Regions from separate parts of the Homo sapiens genome. Here region 2 is linked to region 1. Evidence: chromatin loops called from intact Hi-C (ENCODE). Cell type or tissue: endothelial cell of umbilical vein. All regions are shown on one strand. Each heading gives the region's core, and the rest is flanking DNA. Links, peaks and the distances in the headings are about the cores only.

Region 1 (8,344 bases), core at 31-8,030:
ATCCAACCCAACAATAAAACTAGCTCAAGGCACTTTTTCAAGAAGGTCTCCCCAAGTCCTTCAGGAGGTATTTGTTTCCATCTCTTTTGTGTTTCTTGCTCCACTTTCCCTTCTCCCCACTCTCAACCTCCTTGTTGGACCTCGAGCAGTCTACTAGTATAAATATTTGTATATTATAAATATATAAGTATTAGTATAAATATAATATTTGAAGAACTATCCTGCAGCAAGTATGTTTTAGTCATCTTTGTTTTGTTTATAATACATTGTAGAGTGCTTTTTGAGTGCTTAGAATCAATGCATTCTTTGAATTAAATTGTTTAATTTAATTTAAATATGCCACTTCAAATATTAATTTTTTCTTTTATTTTTCCTTTCAATACAAAGGCAGGGAATGGGTAGTTGTAACATCAGTGGAAAACTCAAATTTACTGATTATTACTTTAATGTTGTCTGAAAAATGTACCAAAACCCAAACGTACAAAACTCCCAAACTCAGCCTAAAGGAGACTGCTTTTTCCTCTTTACCTGTGTTTGAGACTTTCAGTGTCCCTCCCAGACCTTAATTAATCCTGATAGTCTCTATATTGTAGACAATTTTAGGGGACTATGACACATAGGAAAAAGAAAATCTGGGATTCTGATCCCAGATGTGCAAATAAAGAGCAATTTGATTGTGAGGAACACTTTATCCTCTCTGGGTCTCAGTTTCTCTAGAAAATGAGGGAACAGGAATGGAAGATCTTGATGGTCTTATCTAACCATAAAGTTTATAATTTTTGAAGACACAGTTTTTGGGCTATATAAATAAAGTTTAGAACACTTAGTACGGACTGGCATTATGGCAAGCATTTTACATGTTTCCTTTTGTTGTTTGCTGGTAACAAATACAATTCAAATTGCCTTTTAAAAATGGGAATTTATTGCTTGGTATAACTGGAAGACCAAGGGTATATGGACTTCAGGCAGTGCTGAATTCAGAAGCTAAAATGATGTAATCAGTGTCTGATTTTCTCCATCTTACTGCTGCTCTGCTTTCTCTCTTCTGACTTCTCTGTGTTGGCCTCACTCTTAGTCAGGCTCATGGATTATGATAGAAAAGATAATGGTAACAGCGTTAAGCTAGAAAATTATGGGTGAGAACGCTGACTTGCCTAGTTTAGATCACAGGTGTAGCCCTTTGCTCAATTACTGGGTCCCAGAGAAGAAATATATGATCCTCTTAGGCTCAGATGAACATCTACCTGGATGGCTATAGGACAACTATGATAAATTGGACCAGGACCAATGGCATCAGGAAAGCACATTAAACTCCTATGAAAATCATGGCACTCCTAGAGCAGAAGGAAACTTTTAAGTTCGTCTACCTGTTGTTCAACCATCTACTGAGAAAGCCTGAATTGTTTCTGCAATTCTGGTAAGGAAAGGAAAGGTTTAGATTATGTTTAATAACACTGATTTTAGAGAATTAGCATTTTTGTTTTTAGCTAAAGTTTGAAAAGACACAGGTAGAGATCTATTTTTCTTTTACACAAAATAACTGAAATGGTTCATAATTATCCACATAAAAATGGACACACATTGTCACAATTGTTTATATAGTGTCCTAACAATCCCTGAGTTATAATAATTAGTTTTAGCACACATTCAAGAATGCTCTTCTTTCACTGTTTTTTTGGAGATAAATTATAAGGAAAAAATTATACTACTTATTGAAAAGGGGAGAGTGATAGTCCAAGATAGAAATATGAGAAAACATTGTGACAAATTATAAATATAAAATTCTAGAATGAGGGAATAAATTGGAGTGCAGAGCTGAATCTCTATTGGTTTCTAAAGTGAATCTGAGGTTTATTTCAGAGGATAAAGGAATAGTGGTGAATGAGGTCTCATATTAATATGCTGGTCTACTTTGAGGTATTGTAAGAGGGAGATATGTGGATTGGGGAAATTGTTGGCTCAGTCTGAAAGTAAATGAATAAAAAATATGGTGGTCATTTCAGAGCATTGTTGACTGCTAAGTGCTTTGTGCATCATCTTCTCACAAAAGTGAGCACTTATATTAGCCCCATTTTATAATGAAAGGACCTAAGACTAAGAGCAGTGATAGTGTGCTGGGAACACAGAACTAGAAAATGGCAATAGCAGGACTTGATCCTAGGTATTCCTGGCTCTGATACCCATACCTTAAGCACCACTATGTTTTGTACTGGGTTGAACCATGTGGAATTCCCATTTTGTAGTTCAAAACAGTCAAAATGTCAGCTATTTCACAAGGTAAAAGAATATGCTCAGAACCATAATTTTGGGATGTTAAAGAGATGATATTTATATTTTTCTACCTTTAAACTTCATATGAAAATGAATAGCATTTATGATGTCTTTTCTTTCATGGTTTAGAGAAATTATCTTTTTTCTCCTACTTCTCATTCTGGGAAAATGCAATATAAAGTTTAAATTAATAGTCTTACTTACATAGGCAGGGACTTGTGCAAAATCTCATTATAAAGTTCAAGTGACATGATATTAATTTCTTGATTTACCATAGCAGGTGGTTGTGAAATTAAAATGAAAGAAAGTAATGCCAAATTGCAGAATGCTATCATGATTACTAGCTTTGTGACTGTGGGCAAGTAACTGAACTTAATTTAGTCATATTAATCTAATATACCTTGTAGAGTTGTTGTGCAAATTAAATTAGAAAATGCATGTAAAGAGCTTAGCACAGTGCCTAGCTGAATAAAATTTCCTTGTTACAATTTTTATTTTATTTCCAGATTTTTAAGTGTCTATTTGAGAATTGAATCCAGGTGGGAGATTCTGAGATGTCTGACTGATACAAGTGCACTAGTGGCTAATATAATAAATAATGCAGGAATGACTTTAAATGAAGCATGGACAAGTACTCTCAGGCTGTTTAAACCTTGGCTCTACTATCTAAGCCTGTGGTGCTGTTTATGAGCAAAGCATAATTCAGAGTTTAGATTTTCTTTAATGGAAACCATCCAAATTTGCCATCTGAGCCACAAGGGAGAAATGTACCTATGTGCCACTCACTGGTGCTCAGGAATGTGGCATATGTACAAGTTTGCTTTTTTTTCACAAAAACACCAAAGTGGTGAAAGTTCTTAGCAACCCATTAAAAAGGCTCTCTTGCTGAAAGACTCCTTTTCTTATCAGCGCTCTCACAAGAATTTACATCCCACACTGAGTCATGCAGTAAGTTTAGTGCTTCCCGGCAAGCAGCTTAGAGTCAAGTTCTGCAGCTATTCTTAGCTGCTCCACACCCTGTAATAGATGGAAGACACTGTATGAACTTGCAAATGACACATTGTACCGATGACAAACAGGGTGGATTGTGTCAGATTGAGTTTCGAAGTCTCTACTTTCTTTCGTGTATTAAGGACAGTGGGGAAAAAAAGGCAAAAAAAAAAAAAAAAAATGACGGGTCTCCTTGAGATTCAGTACTGTATCGGATATAGCATCCTGTAATGGAATGTGAACTGAAAGCAGAAACATACATTTTTGCAATTCACTGAATTTTCACTCTGTTCCTATCCATATTCAGGGCTAGATTAAAGATATCAAAGCAATAATAGTCAATATTTCACTTGCAAGATCTCATTGTGATCATGAATAATATAGAAATCATGCTTTGCTTTTGAATGGTAAGTAGAACGTTGCATTATCATGTGCAAGATAACATTTTCTCTGGCAGCTTCCCGTTAAAGTCAGTGTGCTTGTATAAAGCATCTTTTCTCTAACGAGGTAATTGTTCCCACCCTTTCCTACCCATTTTCTCAAGGAGCCAGACCTCTCCTAACGCAGAAGTAATTCACATAAGTATATTAGTTACAGTGCTTATCACATTGTTTCATCACTATCTTTTTTTTTTTTTTGAGACGGAGTCTCGCTCTGTCGCCCAGGCTGGAGTGCACTGGCTTGATCTCGGCTCACTACAAGCTCCGCCTCCTGGGTTCACGCCATTCTCCTGCCTCAGCCTCCCGAGTAGCTGGGACTACAGGCGCCCGCCACCACGCCCAGCTATTTTTTTGTATTTTTAGTAGAGACGGGGTTTCACTGTGTTAGCAGGATGGTCTTGATCTCCTGACCTCGTGATCCGCCTGTCTCGGCCTCCCAAAGTGTTGGGACTACTGGCGTGAGCCACCGCACCCGGCCTCATCACTATCTTTTTTATATGTCTGTTTCCTGAGTACACTTTTTCCTTCTATGTGTCCCCAATGTGTAACATGATCCCGGGCACACAGCAGGGATTATTTATCAATATAAGCATACAAATATGTGTATATATATTGAAAATGAGGTTATATCATATATGTTTTCATAATGTGGTTTTCAAAAATCTAACAGACTTATGGTAGAAATTTTACATGCTAGTAAATGTAGAAATCTATATTTTCAAAATATCTTATTTTATGGAAGTATCATAAACTATTTACCTAGTCCTCTCTTATTGGGCACATAGTTAATTATTCAGAAAAAACTACATTGAAGTGTGTTTTCATTCAGTCCCTGTTCATTCATTAATTTAGTCAACAAATATTAGTTGCCTTATATTTTTCAGGCACTGTTTAAACTCTGGGAATATCATGGCAAATCAACATTTGAGTGAGGGGAAAGAGACAATAAAATAAACAAAAATATAACAAACATGGAACACATAATAAATATGATTATTAAAATATATATTCTATATTCAAAGGTGATCAGTAGCATGGAGAAAAATTAAATGGGGAATATTGGAAGGACATTTATAATAAGGTGATCAGGGACTGCCGAGAAGGTGACATTTCAGTAAAGACCTGAAGGAGGAGTGCCTGCTAAACTCCTTGAGGGCAGAGATCATGTCTCTTTTGCTTACCCTTATGTGGCAATTCCTGCTTTCATGAAGCTTAGAATCTAAGGTCTAATTTGATGTGGGTTATCTGTGAGTTATTACCAGGTAAATGGTTGTTGCACTTTACATATTTATATATTTTTTTAATATTTTAAAACTTCTCTACGACAACCATATGCCACTTTTAAATTTTAAAATGACATCTTAATTTTAAAAATATTTGGTTAAATTATTTTGTTAGAGTCATCATACTGTGGACATGTCATGTCTACAAGCATCCTACCCATCAGCTTTGTTTACGTGAATTATTTGAACTAAAACTCATCCATCATGCACCTAGGTAGTCCTTTTCTTGACCTAAGTGCATGACTTTGCCTTTTCATCTTTCAGTTTTGGCTCTAAGTTGACCAAGTTTGAGGAATTGAAAGATTTCATGAAAAGCTGAAATAGGACACGCTGTACAGAGGCTTGAACGTGAAAGGTCAAGCAGACCTTTGGGAGCAATTCATAAAGGCTTTTGCTAATCTGTTTTAGCTTCCCTTCCTCATTTTTGGGAAGATGTTGCTTTCTCCCTTTGTTGGAGGTCATTCTGCTCCCTGTACCTGTGATAGATTGCTCTATGAATTGATGCACTAGGGAATACTTGCAGAAGTAAACAGTAGGAGACCCAGGAGTGAGAGACCTCTTCTACTTCTGAGAGAATACTTTTATATTTTCGTGTCGTGTGTTTTTAGTTTTCTCTGTGATACTGAAAAATCCCCAATCTTCTATATGCAGAAAAATGCTAAAACCCATCTCTAGAAGCTTGCCAGCAAGAATGCCTTTATTTCCACAGCTATTATCCACATCGATGTACAATTCCTAGCTCTTTTTAGTGAAACATTTCTCTTATGGAGTGAAGAAGAAGGTTTAAAAAGTATTTTCAATTGAAGGAAGAAAGAAAAGAATTTTCTTAGTAGTTCATAATATTAGTTTAATTCACTTTTGGTATTTGCATAGAAGTTAAAATATTCCAAAGCATTTTTTACATCTCTACCATGATTTGTACAATGTTCTAAGGTAGTAGGGTTATTTTTGCTTTATAAATGAGAAAAGTAAGTCACAGAAAAGAAAAGAAAATTGCTTAAAGGCATAGGGTTAACATTTATTGAATGCTTACCTTTGTCAGACATGTTCTAAGCATTTTATATGTATTCACTCATTTACTCCTCACAATAGCCCAGGTGACTTTGGTATTACTTCTATCCCAGTTTTTCAGATCAAGAGACAAAGCACTGAGAAATTAAATGACTTGCCCAAAGACATGCACAGCTAGTTGGCACCAGAGATGGCATTTATCCACAAAACTCTGGTTCTAGCACACAACACATAACAATTCCATATGGCTGCTACACTGGGTAGATGGGAGGTTGGGACTATAATTATGCAATGTGAACTTTGGAAGGTTTCTAAGTTCAGTAGTTACAACTGCATACGACTACTGCCCCAGGATACAAAAATAAACCAAACTTGTCTCAGAATATTCTTAACTATTACAGTAAATTCACAACAAACTATCTTGCTAGAAATTTTGTTACATTCTTTTGTCTGTAAGGGTTAATAAACTTATAAAATGCTTGCATATTTGCATTCAGGGGGAATAGTAGTTGCTTTTTGTTGTAGCAGAACCTGCATTCTTAGAAATGCTGAGAATATAGACCTTCTCAAACTTTTCTCCTTCTGCAGAAATCTCTTTGCAACATCCATGACAAATACTAATCGATTTCTGCTAGATCACGTCCAGTCATGGCAAGTCCACTAATTTTTTTAAGGCAGTTTTTTCCATTTGAGATAACTGATTGTTGGGAATTAATTTTCTTTTTCTTTTTAAACATTGGATTAATTTTTTTTCTGAATGTAGTAAAATGTTTTGCTTTAAGAATTCCAAGATGCAGTATGACATTTCTGCCATTAAATAGAGCTCCTGTTTTACTGAAGAAATGCAAGAGACCTTTACAAACTGTTTGAGACAGAGAGGCAAAAATAGAGACTAAAGGTTCAACAAATGTATTGATAGTATTTAACAGGAGAAGAAAATCTGACCTGTAATAATACACCATGTTGACTTGCATATTTTCTTCCACTTTACCCCTGAAACTTTAAACAGAAAGCTAAGTTATAGTAGTCGGACTTTCTAGAGGTCAAATTAGGCAAATAATTTTGGATCACAGGCTTAGAAAAATATACTCTGTATTTTGTGTAGAGACATTATATGTGTGTGTATGTGTATATTTTAGGGGGAATAGAAAAAAAACATGTAGGATAACTAATTGGGCAAATGAATGGAAATGCTGTGTTTATAATTGGGTCTTTACTTCCCTTTCAAGTATCAAAATTCAGTTTGATAAATAATTATTAATCATCTTCCAGGTGTCAGACTTTGTGTTAGATACTGGGGTTACAGTGGTAAAAATAAAGAGGTGATCTCTGCATTTTGGACATTGCATGTGGTTGTGCATGTTTACTGCCAAGGACTTGAGTGGGAACTGAAATGCAGGCAGCATTCCACTTGATAAGCTGTGCACTATGGCACAGGGTTGCATCTGTCTGGAGAAAGGGTAGCCTTTATCTAACCAGCACTGATGTGCTCTATGGCCTTATGGCCATCTGCCTACTTTATGAAGCTTACATTCTAACAGGAAAGGCAGTCTTTAAACAAGTAGCTATGTGATTAGTGTTATAAAAGGGAGGTAAACACAGACCATTTAATTCAAGTCAAAAGGCTAATAAAATCCTCCTTGAGAAAGTAACATTTCATATAAGCACCAAATAATTTGACTAGGAATTGAAGCCATGTTGTTCTAGATGAGAAGAAACAGCTCTCTTTTCCATACATCATACAAAAAATTGTTAGTGACATTGGACCCTCAAACAAATATCAGATATCAGATATTGGCTCAAAGACAATTGTTGTAATTCACAATTAGTTGGGGGTAGAAACCAAATATCTAGAGGAAGATAGAGAGAGATAGAAGGAGGAAAAGAAGGTAAGAGAAAGATATGTGGAAATTGACTTACCTTCTACTTCCACTGTAGTAAATTCAAGCTTAAAGCTCCGTAGTTGAACCTGAATGGTTTTAACAACAGTATCAACAACAAAAAAGTAAATTCTACAAGTCTATAAGGCAGATATGCTGTACTATCATTTAGAAACTGATATATTGGTTGGGCGTACATTTTCAAGGCAAAGAGATAGAGGGAGAGATTTGAATCAGTGTATTCAGAGACTTGTCTAAGGGCCTACCTAGCTTGCATGCTTTCCTTCCTTCCCTTTCTTCCCCATATTCCTTTCAACCCAAATGTGCTGCTTCTAGTTTTCTGGATAAAGTAAAAGACTACACTTAGGGCTCAGATTAACTCAGGCTTTTACTCAGTCTTTCACTGGAGAATCTGGCACTCAAAATGTTGCTTTGATTTGTCTTTGTGTATGTAGATCCCTCAGAACTC
Region 2 (8,344 bases), core at 14-8,013, 210 kb after region 1:
GCAGTCATGAGCCACCCCTTTGTTAGTGCTTTTTATCTGTCTCCTTCTTCTAGTCTAAAATATACTTTCTCATAATAATGCAGAATGTAACCGCGATTCACAATCCTGTTTAGCTGCTTGGCCAAGACATTCACCTTGCACATAGGAGCCAGCTCTAAGTCACCACTGCTTCTTCACCTCATGATCTGGCTGAGGGCAAAGCACAGACAGTTGCCTACAGAAAGGCAACTGACCTCCTTTATTTTCTACCAGGCATTTCGGAAGGTTCCCATGTTAGTCATGAGTTGGAACCTGGAAATAGAAAGTTCTGGTCAGTTCCTCCATTGGTGTTATTCCGTCACATTGTTCTATCAGAGACATGTCTTAGAACTATATTTCTCTTCTTGCTTCATCTCTGATATTTTCTTTTATACTTTCTTTTGTATAATCTGCCTTCACAGTTGCCAATAGCCATCTTCCACTCAATTAAGTTTATCTTATCTGTTCCAGACAGTTCAACCCTATCATATAGGAACAGAGAGACTGAATGGGTAAAGAAATTATTGGAATCACTCCTCTACCACAGAGCAAAATTGTAAGATCAAGCAAATCAATATATGAAGAAAAGCGAGAGGTTATTTGGTCTTGGTCTTTTGTAATGTTCCTTTTTGCAAAAGCTGGGACTTAATTCAATCCCTATTCAGTTTACCTCCTTGTTAGATGATGCATTTTAGGGAATGGTGCAGTCAATGCTAAAGTGAAGTTAAGTCATCAGCCAAGTCATGGAAGGGTGTGGGTGTGGGTGAGATATAACAGTGCTGTTCCTTAAGGCAGCCCCTGCCCCTCAAAACCATCATGGCACTTTGTAGGAGGCCAGAACTGCTCTGCTGAACTGCCAAGAGATTGGAGTCTGATGTAAAGGTACAGCTGTTTGTCTTTATTATGCCATTAATAGTGAAACAAGGAAGGATCTACTTAAGGAATAAAAATAAGCTTTTCCTATTGTAGTATAAACCATTTTTTTGTAGGAGATGCTATGCCCAAATATTAATGTATAATTTTCAGGTGTATATTTTTAAATTTATTCATCTTAACCTGACTACCATATTCTCTTATTTTACAGCAATGAAGTTGGAGCAGAGGCTGAAAACACAGGCTGCTGAAGTTTTTTGGAATGCTGGTGCTAACCACTTGCTAGATTTAACTTTTTTTTTTTTTTCCAGAATGAGTGCTCCCTTTATGAGCTGCAGTGCAGCAGAACCAAAAAAAAAGTTTGCTGCAATTATATAGCATCACAGTGCTCTGCTAACAGCCAGCATAGAAGAGATTTACCTACAGCTTTTTGCACCACTGTTCTAGCCTTTAATGCCTTCTACTTAATATTAAGCTGACCGCAATACTAACGTGCCCCTATATTTGGCAGCCAAATAAAGAAGAATCGTGGGTAAATAGAAGAATGGCTGTGACTATTTTTCAATACAAATTTTATTTAATGCATACATTTCTAACTGAGTCAGGTTTTTATTCCCCTTTTACTTCACTTTTTTACATGAAAAAAATCACAACTTTTAAAGTAACTAATTAGCTTTCAGAAGACGCTGATATTCAGAGGTTCTCTGGTGAGATCTTGAACATGAGAAAGTTGGTATTTTGTATAACACACATTGCTTTCCTGTTCTGTTGGGATTCGGTGCTGCTGGGACAGACTATGTGCCAGGAGCAGCCCAGTGCTGATGAACATCGCGTTACTGGAGTGTCTGTGTCTGGGATACCACTGTCTCTCTGCCTGTCACCACATGATTCTTGTGAAGACTACTTTAGAGTTAGTTTGTATCCAAAATCCTGAGAGCAGCAGAGACCATAGAGCAAACCCATACTTGATGACAGTCCTGAGAGCCCCCTAGAGGCACATCATGTGCCCACCGTGTTGGCCATCTTCAATTTATTTCCCAGTTGTCATCCCCAGCAGTCTGTCCTAGCCCCCTCTAAGTGATTTCCTTCTTCTGCTCATATGGGAAGCCTAGGATAACACACATTAAGAAAGAACAGGAGTCTGGACAGTGAGCCCCTGATGGTAAAGCAGTCTTGGGAAAACTGGCTTCATTCACTCTTTGCACATTGCCCATGTTCTCTGTGGAGCCAGCTCTGAGCCACAGTGCCCCTAAATCAAGCTTCATCACCCAGTCCCATCACCCAAACTCAAGCAGGGAGAGTGACCTATAGAAGAGCAACTAGGCTCCTTCATTCTCCAATAGCCATTTTAGAATGTTCTAATTTCAGCTATTATTTGACAAATGGAAATAAATACTTCTCAATGTCCCCTTTGTTGGTGTTAGAGAAGCAAAGGAGGCTCAATAAAGCCCTCTGCTCATCTCTCCTTCCCCCCAAAAAAACCATTTCTCCATCAACCTGATAAATTGTGTGGAGCATCACTTTAGATTATTAATAATGATCTCTAACATTCACTGTGCTCTTATCATGAGCAATGCACCACACCAAGTACTTTACATGAATGTAATTTAACCTCCACAATGAGCCTGTGATGTTGGTAATATTATTATCCATATTTTATTTTTGTGAGAACAGGCTCCTCCAAATGGTTAAATTAAGCTAGTAAGTGGCAGCGGCAGAATTCAAGTCCAAGTAATCTGATTCTAAGACCAAGCCACTTACTCAATCATTTGTGTAGTTATTTACGCAGTCATTTTTGGATCTCCAGTGTAAAAGGGTGACTTGATTACACTCCTCAGCTCATGGCAGATTTCTGTCACAAATTTGGGCAAGCCCCCCTCATGTATGCTTGTTGATTAATGATCATCATTTATAAGAATTTCTATCTTCCCTTCTCTGCTGTATGCACACATTCTTATTTATTTAATGTATATCTTTTGCTCATATATGTTTTGAAGATGTACATTGTTTTGTCTGCATATATATTTAATAAATATAAATGGTATTGCTTATATTCTGTTTTTTTTTTTTGTTTTTTTCTACTCAGCTCTGTTTTTAAAGCTTTATACACATTGCTCTATAGACATCTATTATATTGTGTTCTCACAGCTGCGTGGTAGAGTCTCATCACATTTTACTTATCTACCCGCCCAGCCTTGGTCTCTCAGGTTGTTTTCCTGTACCAACTGTTGTGATGTACATTCTTGCATGTGCCCCCTTGTGGACCTCTGTGAGAATTTCTCTGGAATACATACATAGGACTAGAATTGTTTAATCCTGAAGTTCCCATGTACTTAATTTGATGAAATCCTCCCAGATTACTTTTTAGAGTAGCTGCACCATTTTTTATTCCCATCAGCAATGCATTAGGTTTCTTATATCCCCAAGTACCTTTCCACCTTTGAAGGTCTGATCTTTGAAACATTAGGATCCAATGTCATTGGAGGCAACTCTTAAAATGGGAAGGTTGTTTGACGTGGTGTCCTATTCATCCTATATTTTCCAATTCTCTAAGACTTTTATACCCTTTAACTCATTGCAATTTTCAGTCAAGTATTATTATCTTCATTTCATTTGTCAACCTAAATAACAGAGTGAGGCCCTTAAAAGAAAAAGAAATTTATTTGGGAGTAGAATATTGCGGTGGGTATACATAGGCTATAGTAAACTATTTGCATGCATATTAAGGGAAGTAAAAAACAATAAAGAATTTTAAAGGAAAAAATGAGGAGGATTACATGATAATTTTGAAATAATTATCCTTAACTGCAAATATCAGTAACAAAGGTGACACCAGTTCAAGATTGGATAGGCAGTTGCTGTCCTTGTAGAAATATTTTGTTGTATAAGCTTCCCATGGCTTTTGTACAAGGTTGTGATTTTGCAGAGTTTTCTGTAATAGCTTTTATCAGGCATAGTAGCAGGAGAACTCTCTCTTCATGGCCGTTTCTGGCTCTATCAGATTTTTGTTTTTAAATGTTTGTGACTCCATTTTGATTCTGACAACTTTCACTTGTTACTGAAACATTTGAGACCGACAGGTTATTTGACTGAGGTCACCAAATTAGTGAATGACAAACCTAGCACAAGGTCTTTTGATTTTCCTACTGTGTCATTGCTACAAATTGCTGCATCTGAACATCATGGTTTAATTTATTTGTTCAGTTTCTCAGTAAAGAACAAAGTCTTAAGAGCGTGAGCATAGGAAAGGCAAGTGTTGATTATTGGGAGAACATGGGACATGAATTAGTGACTTTTCAGTTTGGTGAGCAGCACATTCAGTGCACTAAGGAGGTTGGGGGCACTATGTATGTTTCTGAGGAGGAAGGAGATGGGGACAGATGATGTGGAATTTGCCAGGTACTGAGACTGCATCTTTATTTGGGTTCTTCCAGAAGCGAACTCTAAGACAAGGATTTAGTGTAAGTAGTTTATTTGGGAGATAATAATAGGAAACACTGATAAGGAAGTGAGGAAGTAAGCTAGGGAAGCCAGTTACTACATTGGGCAACTACTGTAGTTTATTTCCACTAAGAAATTTGAGGACACAGGTTGAACAGTCCTCAGACTTCATTCAGTTTAGAGGAAAGGAAACTAGGGTAGTAATTCTTAAGTCTGACTATTAACCTTTACGTGACTATGGCTGTGACTTCCCTCTTTATAAAGCTTTTGTTTTTTTCGGACTTTTCATTACACATCACCGGTGGGACCCATTATTTTCTTGTGAAATTTTAATTTGGTGAAAATGGAAGGTCTTTTGAATATTGTTCTTCATAGTCTCTGAAGTAAAGTGCAGAAACAAAGAGATAATTGAAAGCTTAAGTAACAAGGGAATATTCTCAGAACTTTATCTATTGGGCAAGCAGAAAAATCTGCAATTAGGACAGGGAACAAAAATTCTACTTTAACTAGACTGCTGCAGATTTCTACATGTGAATTGTTTATCAATTAGAAATTAAATCAACTGTATGAGATGATAACTTGATTTATAAGAAGAAAAGATTGCTTTGCTTAGAGTAAATCCAGAGGTCTTAGAGTAATCAACTAGTAGTTAGAAAATATTTCTGGATTTGTTTAAAATATATAGCACATTTGGGGGACATTTCATATATTCCTGTGGTAGGTTGTAAAATTAAATGTTTTATTCCCTTCATACTTTAAAATGTATTATTTTCAATTTATTTGACTAGAAATAGGCTTTTCTCTTCATTTTATAGTTTAATAAAAACGCTTTAATTTCTTATAAAAGTTTTCTAACAGATGTATATACAATTGCTCAACATCACTTAAGCACCTGAGTCCATATTTTCCTTAATTGGAAACTCTGGGGATAAATTCAAAAAATAAAACCACACAACAGGCAGAGGAAGAGTCATAAATGCTAAAAAAAAGAAGGAAAAGTAAAAAAGACAAATTTTTCCAGGGGGCTACAGATTGTGATTTAAAAATATTGAACAGAATATCTAAATTGAAACAATGGAAAACTCAATTAAAAATATGTTTAGCCAAAAATATGTTCTGTGGAAGTACTAAGAGGCAAAAGGTTCTGATAATAATGTGAATAGAACTGGATAATATTTCTCACAAGGCTTAGAAGCCTTTTCAACTTCGAGCTGAGTTAAATCACTTAAGGGCGTAGAAATTCTAGAGATTTTGTCAACTCTGCTTTTGAGTCACAGTTCAGTCTTTTTGTTTTTCTTTTTAAATCAATACTAGTTTAGGTAAAAATAGCAGAAGTTGTGGAGAAATTAAAGTTAGCAGCTTACTTCTCTTTTCCAACTAACAGATAAAGTTTGTAAAACCTTTTACTTAAGTCATTTAAGATTAGAGAAAGAAGTAGATTTTGAAGAATGCGTAGTAGGCCAGGCTCTGAACTTTTAAGAACTGGTGCTCAGTTAATATTAGGTAGGTTCAACAGAATTTAGGAAAGTATACCAACAAGGACTGAAGCTTTCATTCATTATTATATACTAAGGCAGTAATACTAGGGAGAAAATTCTATTTTTCAAAATTTGTTTTTGCACACAACTAATAATATTTACATAAAAGGGAGAAAACAAAAATGTGTACTTTCTTCTAAGTTTCCAGTCCTATCACTGCTCACAGATTTTGCTTGCATTTTTGCATCGGGCGTAATAATAAGGGAGATTAAACGTTAAGGTTAAGATGTGGCAGAATTGGATTGGAATTTTGGTCTTTTTTTCTCTGAAGGTCTTTTTCCTCTACAAGTGTTTTTCCATTTTTCTTCTGCCATGAGTCAAACAGTTAACACTCTCTTGGAAGTCACATTCCCTTCTCTAAGGGTACATCAGTAAGAGCTATGAATGGAGATTATGACAGGTGGGAGCCTCTTTACCAGCTCGGGCGGCAAATAGTTTCAAGTCTGATTTTTCAGATTAACGGTTCAAGTTTCCACTTGCCCAACAAGCAGGAAATCTGAATAACTATGTTTGGATATTCTCCTCTGAATCCCCTTGCCCAAAGCCTCCTTTATGCAAGATGAAACTCCTTTTTGGGAACTAAGCTCCACTTCTCTCAGACAATCTTGATGGGCACAATACTACTCAAACAATTCTTCCTAAATTAACAAAATCTGCTTTAAAGAGACTGTTTCTTGAACTATGGACATAGTTCTGTATTTTTGATTTCTCTTTTCAAACTTCTGCCTTACTTGACACTCCATTACAATACAGGAGGATTTAGAGATTACATCCATTTCAGTGGCATGCCAGCTGCTCTTCCTCTCTTCTTCTGCACGTGCTAGTGCTTTACCACTCTAATATTGAAAACTTCTGTTATAACACCCTATTCCCTGAATAATTGAGAAAACCCAGTGTGATTTGTTCACCACTTCAGAATACACTTGCTAAATCATTCTCAATAGTAATATGTAGAATGCTGCCTCTAGTTAAGACTGGCTTAACACATCCCTGCTTGCTAAGATAAATTCAATGCCCTCTCCAAGATTTCTGTGAATTCCCAAAGATTATATTTTTCTAGAGCAAATTCCTAGCTTCTATGGAACATTCATGTCCTACTTCGCATCTTGCTGAAACATTCTTAGCACGCCTTCAGTGTGGATCACATTCCCTTTACCTGAGAATCCCTACCTACAAGTCCCCTACACCAAGGTATAAGCTAGACTTTTACTGAAGATTTGTGAGCTATGGTGATAACTGAGAGATGAAGACTTATTACATGTCAACAAATGACGGACTATTTAAATTGGATTTTAGACTTCCTAGTTCTTAAAAAGGAATGAGTCATTTATGACAAATTGGCATCTTCCATTTCCACCTTGCTGTTTGGAGTCCTTCTCTCATTTTCTCTCTCCTTAACTTCATTCTGTCCACAAATTGCTTCTTAATTTTTATACAACTGTTTTACTATCTCTTTCTTAGATCTTCTATCCATCTAAATAGCTTATTGATTTTTCTAAATAAAAAGCTTCTTTCCTCAGAGCTGCGTCAAGAGATACAATAATAAGTAATGCCATTAGTGCTCAGAAAGTAGTAGCCAAAATTTTCACCTAAAAATCTACCACAACTTTTTTCCCGTTCTTACTTTAAAGAAAGTGAAAATATCACAAAACTTCAGCAAATTGGAATCATCATAGTAAAACAAACAACAAAAGAATCCCTCAAACCCAACCCCAAAAACAGTTTTGTTGGTCCCTTCTGGAGTTGCTCCTCAGGCATTCCCTGCCCAAGGTGAGACAACCAGCCACAGAGCTCCCACAACGGGCTACTCTTTAGCCCCTTTCACCTACTGAGACCTTCTATCTTCTCAGCTACTCTGCCACTAACACACTTGGACTCTCCCTCATTGCCAGGCCCCTTTCATATCAATAACTTGAGTTTGGACCACATCCTGAGCTCTGATATGACACTCCCCTGAGGGACTGATCCCTCAGCTTGATGGTCCTCTATCCTATTCAAGTCACTGGTACGGCTGTGGAGATCTCAGGTCTGAGGGCCTGAGTGTCGGAGTGGGTGTTCACTAGACTGGAACTGTTTTGGAGTCTTAGTTGGTGGTCATGCATTGATTAATAAGCTATGGTGAAGGTAATCAATGCTTTCTACCTTAGAAGTAGACAGTAATAGTCAGAGAAACACTGAAATGCGCAGTTCACTGAAAGTAAGCTTGACTTTCTGGGAAAATGACTAGAAAAATTTTTAGTTTCTATTGGCTATGTGAAAGTTGTACTTTAGAGGATTTAAATAGAGCAGAATTTATGAGACCAAGTTGCAAATCAGCTCTAAAACCCAAAGTCATTTTGGTTACATAAGACACATTTTTAGGCTTATGAAAATTTTACATGTCAGGCCATTTCCTAAGTGAGGGCTTTATCTCTACAATTAATAAAATATATAAATGGAAACCTGCAGCTGGCTGAATTGTCCTTTCTGTTCAC

What was found. Peaks named below come from ENCODE experiments on the same cell type or tissue, not always from the same donor. Only the 100,000 strongest peaks of a DNase experiment are listed, where the experiment ranks them.
Region 2: it touches region 1 in a loop (2.9-fold over the local background); 1 of 110 quality-filtered maps calls a loop at or near these places.

What each region holds. Positions count from the first base shown.
Region 1 is chr6:54,051,007-54,059,350 of GRCh38, forward strand. It overlaps a transcript of MLIP not described here. Among named protein-coding and RNA genes, the nearest start is that of MLIP-AS1, 7.6 kb to the left of the region's middle. In endothelial cell of umbilical vein, for the core only: no CTCF peak of the experiment used is centred there; a DNase peak (open chromatin) is centred at 3,215; H3K4me3 peaks cover 298 bases.
Region 2 is chr6:54,264,848-54,273,191 of GRCh38, forward strand. MLIP (muscular LMNA interacting protein) reads left to right here. Exons shown (of 14, transcript NM_001281747.2): 14 at 1,103-1,433. The coding sequence ends at 1,108. Among named protein-coding and RNA genes, the nearest start is that of TINAG, 39 kb to the right of the region's middle. In endothelial cell of umbilical vein, for the core only: a CTCF peak has its summit at 3,133 (motif pointing left); a DNase peak (open chromatin) is centred at 3,144; H3K27ac peaks cover 205 bases.